Linked DNA regions of Homo sapiens: region 2 is linked to region 1. Evidence: chromatin contacts called from ENCODE Hi-C or POLR2A ChIA-PET data. All regions are on one chromosome and are shown on one strand. Each heading gives the region's core, a stretch centred on a gene start or an enhancer-like site at or near the end of the contact. The rest is flanking DNA. Distances are from core to core; before and after follow the strand shown. Region 1 overlaps ABTB2 (ankyrin repeat and BTB domain containing 2). Region 2 overlaps PRR5L (proline rich 5 like).

Region 1 (7,174 bases), core at 3,229-5,728:
TTTTTTTAAATTTATTTTTTTTTGGAGACAGGGTGCCCCATGCTGGAGTGCAGTGGTATTATGATCACGGTTTACCTCAAACTCCTGGGCTCAAGCAATCCTCCTACCTCAGCCTCCTGAGTAGCTGAGACTGCAGACATGCGCCCCCAAGCCCCAGCTATTTTTGTATTTTTAGTAGAGGTGAGGTCTCACTATGTTGCCCAGACTGGTCTCGAACTCCTGAGCTCAAGTGATCTTCCCATCTCAGCCTCCCAAAGTTCTGGGATTACAGGTCTGAGCCACCACCCGGCCTGTCTCTGCCTTTTTTCTACCCCCACCCGGGGCTTTCTGCAAGCAAGACACAGCTATGCAAACAGACTGCAAGACAGGCCTTTCTGTGTAGCCCTGACTTGTACCACAGTACGAGGTAAGCCCTTTGACAAGAATCTACAGGGAACACTGACATTTGGGGGGCCAACTGCAGCTGTCACTCTGCCCCTCCCCCACCTCTTGACAAGGATCCACTGGAGACCCACTCCTGGCAGGAAGACATTCTAGTTCATTCAAATGGACTGTCTTCCCAAAAAAGCAAGGCATCTGTTTCCACAGAGGCATTTCCCCCCTAAATACTGGATAAAGAGCCAAGAGGCTGGGGACTGAATTATCACTTAATAGTCAGGTGGAGTTTCTTATTTCAGTTCCATAATCAATTTCCTCACCACAAAAGATAGTTAATGGACACAGAAGATTTGACAATTCATATGAAAATCATCATAACCACAACTGCTACTCATTATAGCCCATTTTTTTCCCCTGGGTTTCTGAGAACAGATGAGAAGAAAAAGGTTGTGTGTGCATTCCCCCCACTGCCCTCTTTAAAGTGTAAAGCCAAGAGAGCTCGCAAAGAATGCCCTCCTTCCCACAGTCACCGAAACTTTTCCATTTGATGAACCGTCTCCATCGGCTGGTGGTGACTGTGAAGCCAAGCGGCCAGCAGGAGCAGCTCAAAGCTGGAGGCTGCAATTCCAGGGAGTCTCGAGCGATCCACCTGGCCACTGCACAAGCTATGGCTTCACTCACTGAGTGGGGCCCCCAAGAAACGGCTTTGCTTCCTTCAGTGCTGCCCTGCTGCCTGACAAGGATCCCACCTGTCAGCACTGGGAAAGCCAGAAGCAGAGAAGATCTCCTAATAATTGACATCTGGGTTGCTCACCTCCAGTGCCCAGTTCTATCAAGAGGCCCCTGCTCCTGAGCACTTGGGCCGAAATCTTCATTCTCCTCCCCGCCTTTTTTTGAGATGGGGTCTCACTCTGTCACCCAGGCTGAAGTGCAGTGGTGTGATCTCGGCTCACTGCAACCTCCACCTCCCAGGTTCAAGTGATTCTCCTGCTTCAGCCTCCTGAATAGATGAGATTACAGGCATCCGCCACCACACCCAGCTAATTTTTTAAGTTTTTAGTGGAGAGGGGGGTTTCACCATGTTGGCCAGGCTGGTCTCGAACTCCTGACCTCAGATGATCCGCCCGCCTTGGCCTCCCAAAGTGCTGGGATTACAGGTGTGAGCCACCGTACCTGGCCTTCCCCCCTTTTTAGGTTATTTTTCTTCTTTTTAATTTTTTTTCTCTTTTGCCAAATTACTTCTCACACCTGAGAGAAGGGCTGAACTCTTCAGAGGCTGAGTTCACAGGGTTTTTAGGGCAAGGGGGAAAGGAAATGGGAGACTTTTTAGTCAAGCTGTCCTTTTTCTGTTTCGAGTTGCATTAGGGCATGGTGGCTAAAAGGAGGATTTGAGAGCCTGATGGTTTGAGTTCCAGTCTCAGCTCTAGCAGTTCCTGTGTGGCTTTGGGCAAATAATTTATTTTGACTCAGTTTCCTCATCTGTACAGCGGGAATAACAGATTACAGTAATCTCCATGGAAAGTTGTGTGGACTGAGTGAGTTAATATCACTGCTCCCAAGGCCTAAACGAGGGGAAAAGGAGAATGTCATTAAACATCCCCATGTGCGTTGAGAGAGCCAGGAAAGGGGGTGGGGAGAGGAGGTGACATTTAACCAGGGACAGTCCAAGGGTGCCCACCTCATCCTCTGGATTTCCAGCCAGAGGACATCTCTGTTGCCTGAGTACCACAAATGGGGTGAGGAAACAGGAGTGGAAGGAATTGAAAAGATGTAATGATCCACAGGGTATCTCTCCCAAGAGTCCAGGTTTGAGATGATGACCCAGCAGGACTGTTTTGCATTTCCCACATCCAGAGCTCCAATGCTGATAATTTATTGTTATTATTAAAAGACTAGCTGGCCATGATGGCTCAAGCCTGTAATCACAGCGCTTTGGGAAGCCAAGGCAGGAGGATCGCTTGAGCCCAGGAAATCAAGACCAGCCTGGGCAAGATGGCGAGACCCCCATCTCAATTTTCTTCAGAAGTTAACAAGATAATCCCCATCTTGTATTCACCTTTAGATAGAATGTAAAATTGGTTACCTTTTCATTCTAACATGTAAATGTTTCCCCCCTTCATCATCACTGAACCATATCAAGAATTTAGAATCTAAGGCTGAGTTTAAGTCAGAAACAGGCCACAGTCCCCAAGAGCTGCTGGGAACAGCTGGACTCTTCTGAAGGGTCTGTGAAAGTTCCACACATTGATTGAGCCTCCTGGCCCCTTGTTTGCTTCAACAAATGAAAGAAGCAAAATGCAGAAGCTGCGAGGAGATGGCTCGGGCCCTGCGTTGGAAATCTCTCTCCATGGCCACTGCCCACCTCAACTGTGCTATGGAGTTCCCCTCACTTCTGGGGCCCACAACAACTGCACAGAAGAGTGGGCTTTTGCCTTTTATAAATAAAGTCAAGATTCGGTCATGCTTGTGATGAGGCCTTCTGCCGCAGATCTGTGAAGTGCCTCTGGGTCACCCCTGAGTCAGACCTAGCCACACCCTCCTGATCTAAGGCCTTATCACTGAACCAAGAAGGCAGGAGGGTGGGAGCAAGGGGCCAGGAGGACAGCCAGTTCCCACCACGAGGACACCCAGACTACTCTAGGACTCCGGAAATCGTGGGGTCTGAGCTTTACATGAGATAGTGGCTGAAGGGAGCTTGGCACACAGTATCTGACACGCAGCCACAGGAGGGGCAGGGAGGTTGGTGATCCAGCACTTACCTCATCCTTGTCACGCGCCCCTGTATGTACCACCCCACTGAGCTGAGTGGCTGCTGGACCATGGCATTTTTGCCCGGCGATGGAGGGGGGTGGCTGAAGGAGTAGGAATGCTGTCAGAAAGTTCTAGAATAGTTGTAACTGCATTAACTCTGAGGGAAGAAGAGGCATTGGTATCCTAGGGGAGAAGAGGATTGTGGGGAAAAGAATGACCAGGTGGGGTCTTCCTGGTGTAAGGGTGTATGACAGATCTAACTAATCACCACAGGATGATGTCTCCTGGGCACTTATGTGGCATCAAGCTAAGTGGCTCATGCGGGCATTGCCTCAGCTAATCCTCAAAGTCTACAGGACAGGCACAGTCCTTGTCTTCATTTTCCAGAACAGGGAGCTGAACCTTAGAGAAGTCCAACAACTTAACCCAGTCACAGCTAGGCGGGAGGTAACCTAATGAGGACTTCACCTCAGGCCGGGCCTGAGGTAAACCAAAGCTGGGAGGAAGCTGGGTGTCTCTTGTGACAGGACCTCTCCCCTCCACAGCCCTGCCCACCTCACTGACAGTCCGAATCTGGGAGCCTGATAAGGAGGCTGAGGACTCCAGGAGGAAATGCCTGCCAGTGGAACTTTCTACCTTCCAAAGATCATCACACCCAAGATAACCATGGCTTCTTAAGAACACTGTAGGTGGGGAGAGGGTTCTTTATCTCTACACTGACCAGCAAAGAGACGTGTGAGAACAAGCAACCCATTTCAAATCTTGCTTCTGCACAAGGACTAGAGACTAGCCTGTTGACCTCTGGCAAATATATATATATATTTTAGATGGAGTCTCGCTCTGTCGCCCAGCCTGGAGTGCAGTGGCATGATCTTAGCTCACTTGAACTCCGCCTCCTGGGTTCAAGTGATTCTCCTGCCTCAGCCTCTTGAGTAGCTGGGATTACAGGCGTGAGCCACCACGCCCAGCCTCTGGCAAATCTCTTAACCCTACTAAACCCCACATTCCTCATCCATAACCCTGCCCCTCCTCCAACAACAGAAATCACTGACACTGCAAGCACCCTTGCTCCTGACATCCCACTTGATATCACCTTTGATCCGCAAGGATAATCCTAGAAAATATGTCCTAGTCTTACGCGATTTTACAGATTTATTATCTATCTGTGAAAATGGGAACAACAATATTGATTCTCTTAACTTTCTTGAAGAGTCAATGAGATCATTTACGGAATGTGCTTGGCACAGACTCAGTGAAAGATAAAAGCTTGAAGCCTATGGTTAGACCTAAGGTCAGCCACCCACCCAGACCCAGGACCAAGCCCTGAATGTCTAGAGCACGGTTCTTCGCAGACACACCCCAGCCCTGGGTATCAGCGTGGTGACTCAGCAGAGGGCATTCCACAGGCTTATAAAAAAGTTGTCTGGGAAAGCCCCACCTGACTGTGGCCAAGATCCCTCAGTACTCTAGAAGAGCAGGGGACCTGTCTGGAGAAAGGATAGGAATTTGAAGCTTTGTCTCTGAAGTCCAGAACTGCAAAACAGCCCCCCGCTGAAATTCACAAACCACTGTTTCCTTCAGTGCCTGTCCCAAGCTAGGCCCTGTGCTAGCCCTGGAGATAGAAAAGAGACTTGGTTCCCTTAGCAGCCAGCCTGGACTCAGCAGGCCAAACCTTCCCCAGGAGGGGGATGCTGACCTCTGGAGATGTTGCTGCTGACCAAGGGAGGTAATTGTTTCTTTAAAAAAAAAAAAATCACTTTCAGTTGTTAAATGAATAAACCACTCTAAAACACTTAGGAGATAAGAAGGCAATCTATCAGGACTCCCCTGACCTTTGAAAACTCAAAGTGAAAATGGAAGCAGGCCCAGGCTGACCGATAGTGGGAAAAGCAGATCAGCAGCAGTTTCACCACAATACAAAGAGACTGAAAACCCTGCACATTTTTAGCATGTGACTAGAATAATCCACATCAGGGCCCCTAGCACAAAATGCAGGACAATAAAATACGCAGAAAAACAGGGATATCTCATTGTAACTGAACGAGCACTTACTTGCTGCCTGCATTAAGCCTTTTATGAAGATCATTTCATTTAATTTCATTTACTCTTCCCCATGGTGAATAAGAGCTGGGCTTAGAGTTGTTGGCCTGGATTGTTCTAAATATTCACTCTCCCAACCCCCAATGTACTCGCTGTTTGACTTTGGGCACTTTGCTTAACTGCTTTAGGCCTCAATGTCCTCATCTATCAAACTGCGATTCTAGGGTCCCTTATAAGATTGTTGTAATCCCAGCACTTTGGGAGACCGAGGAGGGTGGATCACTTGAGCCCAGGAGTTCGAGACCAGCTTGGGTTACATGGCAAAACCACGTCTCTACCAAAAATACAAAAATTAGCCAGGCTTGGTAGTGTGTGCCTGTGGTTCCAGCTACTCTGGAGGCTGAAGTGGATGGATCGCCTGAGCCCGGGAAGTCAAGGCTGGATTAAGCAGAGATCACGCCAGTGCACTCCAGTCTGGATGACAGAGTGAGAACCTGTCTCAAAAAATTTTCAAAAAAAGAAAAAGATTGTTTTAAACACTAAATGAATAAATCTCCATAAAGCACTTGCCTTAGGATCTGGAACACAAGTCCTCCATAAATGCTGGCTACTATTATTATAATGGCTGATAACAGCCTCTGACTGACACATGCCTCATCTCTGTCTCACATACATTAAAACCAAAACTTCCAAGGTCAGAAGGGCTCAGGTTCAGCACCGTTTCCTCTCCAGGCTGCTGTGATATGCCTACCCCACCACACTGCCACCCTGGCGAGAGCTGAGGACCAGCACAGCCTCCTCCCCACTGAACTTTCCTTGCAGGCAGAGGGCTTTGGATTCTTTGGTTTTCCTCATGGAGGAAATCACCCCCTACAGCAAACCACCCAGGACCAGGTATCCACTTCCGGCATCTTTCTATGGAAGCCGACTGCAGACCAGTCTCAGGCAGTGCTTGGCTGTGCAAGTCCTGAGGCCTAATTCTCAATTATCTGAGGTGTGGAGACACCTGCGGCACTCACCAGACTAACTGGGTCTGGCATAGCAATTGATCTCTAGTTGTGTTGATTTTTGTGGATTTGCTTTTCTCCTCTGATCCAGATGAGGTGAGGGAAGGCATGAGATGAGCAGGAGCTGGTGTCTGGGTGGCTCACGGGGCTGCCACCTTCCAGACCACGGCACAGCCTGCTTCTGGGGCTCATACACTCTGATGTACCCTGGGGTCCCTTCCAAAGCATGGTGTTTCACAATGAAGGGAAATGGAAGCTCTTTGGTGGGCTGCTGCTTCCACACTGAGCACCAGTAGAGGTGAAAAGCCCATCTCACCAGCTCCAATCCAAAGCTGTCCCCAAAGTATCAGGAGCCACTGTGCTGTTCTAGACTAAATGGTAAACTGAGTAATAAACCCAGGCCTTGAAGCTGCAGCCACGGAAACACATGGGCCCCAGCAGGGGAGAGAGGCCCTCCTCATCCTGGGGCCACAAATATCTGTCACTCAGGGACTGGCTTTGCTGCCAGCTTCTAAAACGTTCAGGCCAATGCCTGGCACAAGCCCCTATAAGGATATGAGGGGCGTGGGGCCTGCTGGATCAGCCAGGAGACACACCTCTCATTCCTTTTCTCTCTTCCTAAAAGACAATTCTATTCAAAGGGAGACTCTTCTGCTGAACAAAAAAGTAACAACAAAATCCCCTCAGGCAATTCTGTGGGTTTCCTAAACCCACAGAGTTCAACAAAATTGGCCAAGGTTGGATAGGTTCTTATCCAAACTTCGATACAAGGGCTTTTTTGTTTGGTTTTAAAATGACAAATCTTGGGCTGGGTGTGGTGGCTCACGCCTGTAATCCCAGCACTTTGGGAGGCCGAGGCAGGTGGATCATCTGAGGTTGGGAGTTCGAGACCAGCCTGACCAACATGGAGAAACTCTGTCTTTACTAAAAATACAAAATTAGCTGGGCGTAATGGTGCATGCCTGTAATCCCAGCTACTTGGGAGGCTTAGGCAGGAG
Region 2 (6,704 bases), core at 2,995-5,494, 2.1 Mb after region 1:
TAAGGTGGTATGGTATTGTGGTTTCAATTTGCATTTCCCTGATCATTAGTGATGTTGAGCATTTTTTCATATGTTTGTTGGCCATTTGTATATCTTCTTTTGAGAATTGTCTCTCCATGTTCTTAGCCCATTTTTGATGGGATTATTTGTTTTTTGTTTTTTGTTTTTTCTTGCTAATTTGTTTGAGTTCCTTGTAGATTCTGGACATTAGCCCTTTTTCAGATGTTTAGATTGTGAAGATTTTCTCCCACTCTGTGGGTTGTCTGTTTACTCTGCTGATTGTTTCTTTTGCTATGCAGAAGCTTTTTAGTTAATTGAGTCCCATCTATTTATCTTTGAAATTAGAGAGTTTTAGATCTAGATAGGGCTCACCTTACTCCTTCCCCCTTTCCCCTTTACAGATGAAAAGTTGAGCCCAGGGAGGTTAAACAACTTGCCTACAGGAGTAACTCATGTCGGTACCTGGCTTCAGGACCAGTAATTAGATCTCTGGATCCTCAGTATGGATCCCCAATTTTCCCCTGTTTCTTCTATTCAGCTCAGAGGGCAGTGCTAATCCCAGGTTACAGTACTTGGCACTCAGCTAAACAGTGGGGCTTAGACATCCCTGGCCCTCCTCAGATACCAGGATACCAGTTTTATGAAGAACAAACCCTGATACCAGTGTTCTCAACCTCAGCACTATTGACTTTTGGACAGAGAGGACAGAGAGAGGGAATATGGTGTGAGATGAACTGGAGGGGTGGACAGCCATATTGGGCACAGTCCTGTGGGTCACATAGATTTCTGCCTTGTCGTGGAAGTGACAGGAAGCCCTTGGCCCACTTGACTGAGAAGGATGGTGTAAAAATATTTGGTTTTGTTTGTTTGTTCTTACAGACAGAGTCTTGCTCTGTCTCCCAGACTGGAGTGCAGTGGCACAATCATAGCCCACTGCAACCTCAAACTCACATAGCTCTTTGTTGTGGGTGACTGTCACCCACATTGTAGGATGTTTAGCAGCATCTCTGTCTTGCACGTCATATGTTCGGCAGCATCCTTGCCACTAGATGCCACTGGCATCTTCTCCTTCTCTGCACATCTATAGTGGTGACATTTAAAAACATCTCCACACATTGCCAAGTGTCTCCAGAGGAGTGGGTGTGGAGGGACAAAATTGCCCCTGCTTGAGAACCAATGTCTTATATTGATGAGCTCCAGCATCACATGAGTCAAAGAAAACCAGAAAATTGAAAAGGGTAAAGCTCCTATCATTCATTTAGAATGAAATGATTACTATTTTCCTAATAATCTTGAGAAAAGTGATTTGTTCATTCACTCATTCAACAAAAATATATTGTGTATGTACTATTGCCAGGTGCTGTCATAGTCTTTAGGGAGACAGGAATGAACGGGTTGGATTCTAGAGCAGCAGTCCCCAACTTTTTTGGCACCAGGGACTAGTTTTGTGGAAACAATTTTTCCACGGAGGGTTAGGAAGAGATGGTTTTGGGATGAAACTGTTCCACCTCAGAACATCAGGCATTAGATTCTCATAAGGAGCACACAACCTATATCCCTCACATGTGCAGTTCACAATAGGGTTAGCGCTCCTATAAGAATTTAATGCTGCAGCTGATCTGACAGGAGGTGGAGCTCAGCTAGTAATGCTTGCTTGCCCACCACTCACCTCCTGCTCTGTGGCCCCATTCCTAACAGGCCACAGACTGGTACTGATCCGCTGCCTGGGGGTTGGGGACCCCTGCTCCAGAGGGTTTATAATCAAGCTCAGTGGCTGTGAAAATGAGAGACCATTTCTAGGACTTCAAGAGTCCATGGAGAAAGGGAAAAAGGAGAGAAGCCAGAGGAGACAAAGAATCAATAGTCAGAAGTGGCTAGAAAGCCAGGAGAGTACACCGTGACAGAAGTCAACCTAGGCATTGGGCGGCTGAGACAGACTTCATTGTCAGGAGCACCTGTGTCTCAATTCTGGCTTACTATTACTTGGGCAAATTACTTCTTTAACCTCAGTTTCCTTGTCTGTAGAATGGAAATCATAACAGTAGTCACTTCCTGACTGTTTTGAAGACGAAACAAAAATAAGATAATACATGTGAAGCTCTTAGCACAGAGAGAGCACAGACTGGGACCTGGTAAACATGGAACAAACCTATGGAAGCTGCTCTAGTTATCTTTCAGTTTATACTATTTTATTGCTAGGAACAAAGTTGTGCTCCAGGCAAAGGCACGTCAACAGCCACCAAAGATTGGAATAAGCCTTTGGGGCAGTTATTTTAGCTTTAGCCATCTGGCTGTCCCTTATCAATAATTTGTTGGTTGCATCTGCGGTGGGTTTTGAGGTATCATAAAGTTTACTAAGCCTGTTATTTCCTATATGCACAGAAGCAGTGAGAGGAATGTGTTGCAGTCATAATGAAAGTAGAGGTCATTTTTTAAAATTGAAAGTGAGAAAATGTATTGCAATAGGACCATTCTATATTTATTTAAAAAAGAAAAGAAAGTGAGAAAACGCAGAATGCTACATGTGCCTTTGAAGTGAGACATTGGATGATGGGGATGATGATACATATTAAATACTTAGAAATGAGTTTGGCACATGGTGAGCACTTAAGCAACGTCTTCCTTTGTGATTGTGATTATTATGATGGTGCAGAACAAAGAGGGAATCATACGGTATGTGAAAAATGTTGAGTTTACACACAAGACAGTTATTAGCCAGGGGCAAGGAAAAGTGAAGACTAAACTGGAAAAAATCTGGAATATGTGGCTAGAGCTCAGCATCAATTTCAGATGCCTTATGCAAATTCAGGAGATGGCTAGAGGTTGGAGAACGTAAAGGGGTAGCTGGGAGAAAATGCTGCTTGGAGATGATTGTTGTAAGCCATAGGCATTCCGTGAGGCTAAGTTCATTCATTAGAATCTGTTCCTCATTAAAATGAATCTCAGGTGATTGGGTCATGGAGCCCATACCTCTCAGATATTTCTAGAGACCGTCAGCAGAGGGAGGTCTCATCTGCCTCAACAGGTTTACGAATTGATCCACTTTAAGGAAGGATGTCCAAGACAGCAATGTTTTACGGTGGCAAAGAGAAACATAAACTTCAGAGCCTAAACTAACATTTCTATTTGGTGGATATGTGAGTGAAGATTGCAAACTTAATCTCTTCTTGTTCTCCTTGGATTTACAAATATAGCATCAACAACAACTCACATTTACTGAGAATGCAATATGTGGCAGACAGTTCTAAGCATATTGCACTTTCACCAAGACTCTGTGAACTAGTTAGTGTTATGTGCCCATTTTATAGATTTAGAAGCGGAGGCACAACTTGCTTAAGGGACCCAGTTAGTGAATTGTACAAGCAAGATTTGAACCAGGTAGTCTGACCCCAGAGCCCATGCTCTGCTTTGCTTTGCTTTTTTTTTTTTTTTTTTTGAGACAGAGTCTTGCTCTGTCACCCAGTCTGGAGTACAGTGGTGCAATCTCAGCTCACTGCAACCTCTGCCTCCTGGGTTCAAGTGATTCTCCAGCCTCAGCCTCCCAAGTAGCTGGGATTATAGGTGCGTGTCACCATGCCCAGCTATTTTTTTTAATTTTTTTTTAATTTTTTAGTAGAAATAGGGTTTCACCATGTTGGCCAGTCTGGTCTCGAACTCCTGATCTCAGGTGATCTGCCTGCCTTGGCCTCCCAGAGTGCTGGGATTACAGGGGTGAGCCACCACACCCAGCCCCATGCTTTTAACTACTGAATTTACAAACAGCCTATTAACACCTGATCTTTGCTTTTTTTTTTCTTTTTGAGACAGGGTCTCACTTTGTTGCCCAAGATGAAGTGCAGTGGCACAAACAGCTCACTGCAGCCTTGACCTCCCAGGCTCAAATGATCCTCCAGCCTCAGCCCTTCAAGTAGCTGGGACTACAGGCACATGCCACCATGCTCAGCTAATTTTTGTATTTTTTGTAGAGTCTAGGTTTCACCATGTTGCCTGGGCTGGTCTCGACCTCCTGAGCTCAATTGATCTGCCTGCCTCGGCCTCCTAAAATGCTGGAATTACAGGCATGAGCCACCATGCCCAGCCAACACCTGATCTATTTTTAAGTATCAAAGCTTCTGTATTATTATGATGGCTGTCACTAGTAGGGAAGCATGATCATTGACATCAAGGATAATTGTGACCAAGTAAAAGCCATTTGATTTAGCAACAAGCAGATCATTGGCCTCTGAGTGGGTGGTTTCTGTAAAGTACTGGGGTGGCAGCCAGACTGTGAGGCCTCAAGGGAGTTGAGGGAAGTGAGAAAAGGGAAGCCTCCAGGGTTTACAGGCATACCTTGTTTTATTCTGCTTCGGTTTATTGCACTTCACAGATATTGTGCTTTTTACTGATTGAATGTTGTGGCAACCCTCTGGCCAAGTCAATTGGCCCCATTTTTCCAACAGCGTGTGCTCACTTTATGTCTCTGTGTCACATTTTGGTAATTCTCACAATATTGCCAACTTTTTCATTATTATTTTATCAGTTATGGTGATCTATCATCAGTGATCTTTGCTGTTACCATTGTAATTGTTTTGGGGCACCACACACTGTACCCGATAAGATGGCACACTTAATCCATAACTGTTATATGCATTCTGATTGCTCCATTAAGTGGTTGTTCCCCTGACTCTCCCTCTCCTGGGGCCTTGGTATTTCCTGAGACACAATATTATTGAAATTAGCCAATTAATAATGCCACAATGACCTCTAAGTGTTCAAGTGGAGGAAAGATCATGTCTCTCACTTTAAGTCAAAATCTAGAAGTGATTAAGTTTAGTGAGGAAGGCATGTTGAAAGCTGAGATGGGTCAAAAGCTAGACCTCTTGGGCCAAACAGCCAAGTTCTGAATGCAAAGGAAAAGTTCTTGAAATTAAAAGTGCTACTCCAGTGAACTCAATAATAATAAGAAGCAAAACAGCCTTATTATTGATATGGAGAAAATGTTAGTGGTTTGGATGGATGATCAAACCAGCCACAACATTCCCTTACGCCAAGGCATAATTCAGAGCAAAGCCCTAGCTCTCTTTAATCCTATGAAGCCTGAGCAAGGTGAGGAAGCTGCAGAAGAAAAGTTGGAAGCTACAGGAGGTTGGTTCATGAGGTTTAAGGAAAGAAACCTGTCTCCATTACATAAAAGTGCAAGGTGAAGCAGCATGGGCTGATGGATAAGCTGCAGTAAGTTATATGGAAGATCTAGCTAAGATCATTGATGAAGGTGGCTAAACAGATTTTCAATGTAGGCAAACAGCTTTCATTGGAAGAAGGTGCTATCTAGGACTTTCATTTTAGTAAGAAGTCAGTGGTTGTTTCCAAATCTTCAAAGGACAGGCTGACTCTCTTCTTAGGAGCCAATGCAGCTAGTGACTTTAAGTTGAAGTCAGTCCTCATTTACCTTTTTCAAAATCCTAGGGCCCTTAAGAATTATGCTAAATATACTCTGCCTGTGCTCTGTTAGGGAAACAAGAAGTCCAGATGACAGCACATCTGCTTACAGCATGTTTTACAGAACATTTTAAGCCCACTGTTGAGACTACTATTCAGAAAAAAAAAAGATGCCTTTAAAAACATTACTGCTCATTGACAATGCACCTAGTCACCCAGAAGTTGTGATAAAGATGTACAAGGAGATTAATGTTTTCTGCCTGCTAACACAACATCCGTTCTGCAGCCCAGGGATCAAGGAGTAATTTTGATTTTCAAGTCTTATTATTTAAGAAATACGTTTTGTAAGGCTAAAGCTGTCATAGATAGTGTCTCCTCTGATGGATCTGAACAAAGTCAGTTGAAAATCTTCTAGAAAGGATTAACCATTTCAAGTGCCATTAAGAACATTTGTGATTCATGGGAGGAAGTTGAAACCTCAGCATTAACAGGTGTTTAGAAGAAGTTGATTTCAACCCTAATGAGTGACAGTGGTTTCTTGAGATAGAACCTCCTCCTGATGAAGATGCTGTGAACATTGTCAAAATAACAACAAAGATTTAGAATATTACATAAATTTAGTTGATAAAGCAGCGGCAGGGTTTAAGAGGACTGACCCCAATTTTGAAAGAAATTCCACTGAGGGTAAAATGCTATCAGCTATCTCTTGTGAAAGGAAGAGTTTTTTGTGAATGGAAGAATCAATCAATGAGGCTAACTTCGTTGTTGTCTTATTTTAAGAAATTGCCACAGCCACCCTAACCTTCAGCACCCACCACCCTGACCAGTCAGTCAGAAGCCATCAACATTGAGGCAACACCCTCCACCAGCAAAAAAGATTACTACTCACTGAAGCCTCAGATGATCAACATTTTTTAGCCGTATTTTTAAATTAAAGTATGTACATTTTTTAGGCACAATGCTATTGCACACACTTTTAATAGACTACGGTATAGTATAAGCATAACTTTTATATGCACCAGGGAACTCAAACATTTGTGTGACTCACTTTATTGTGATATTATTATTCACTTTATTGCTATGGTCTGGAACCAAACCTGCAATATCTCCAAGGTACGCCTGTATATAACTTCCAAGAATTTGGCAGTAACTGTCAGGAAAGAAATAGAATTACAACTACAAGGAGTAGCCAGCCATGTAGAGGTTTGTTTTTTCTTCTTCCCAAGGTGATAAATACACAATGGAAGTAAGAAAAAGGGCTGGCAAAGGGGAAGAGGATGAAGATA

The links. A loop is a pair of places that touch in the nucleus more often than their neighbours do. ChIA-PET counts read pairs that join two places held with the same protein, here RNA polymerase II (POLR2A). Pooled maps may share reads with other maps.
Region 2: a map with no recorded cell type shows a loop between it and region 1 (5-fold over the local background). The contact joins two enhancer-like sites. A Hi-C loop is called at or near these places in 1 of 37 single-sample maps with no recorded cell type and 5 of 50 pooled maps. POLR2A ChIA-PET finds 5 or more read pairs at or near these places in 1 of 52 experiments (activated CD4-positive, alpha-beta T cell).

What each region holds. Positions count from the first base shown.
Region 1 is chr11:34,239,338-34,246,511 of GRCh38, forward strand. The region is part of intron 1 of ABTB2 (ankyrin repeat and BTB domain containing 2); the gene reads right to left. Among named protein-coding and RNA genes, the nearest start is that of ABTB2, 120 kb to the right of the region's middle. RefSeq lists enhancers at 1-284, 1,009-1,508, 2,673-3,872, 4,065-4,736, 4,731-4,890. Within about 2 kb of position 4,479, at least 16 of the 41 ENCODE cell types and tissues checked have a DNase peak (open chromatin) inside an H3K27ac peak, as active enhancers do.
Region 2 is chr11:36,352,132-36,358,835 of GRCh38, forward strand. The region is part of intron 1 of PRR5L (proline rich 5 like); the gene reads left to right. Among named protein-coding and RNA genes, the nearest start is that of PRR5L, 59 kb to the left of the region's middle. Within about 2 kb of position 4,245, at least 3 of the 41 ENCODE cell types and tissues checked have a DNase peak (open chromatin) inside an H3K27ac peak, as active enhancers do.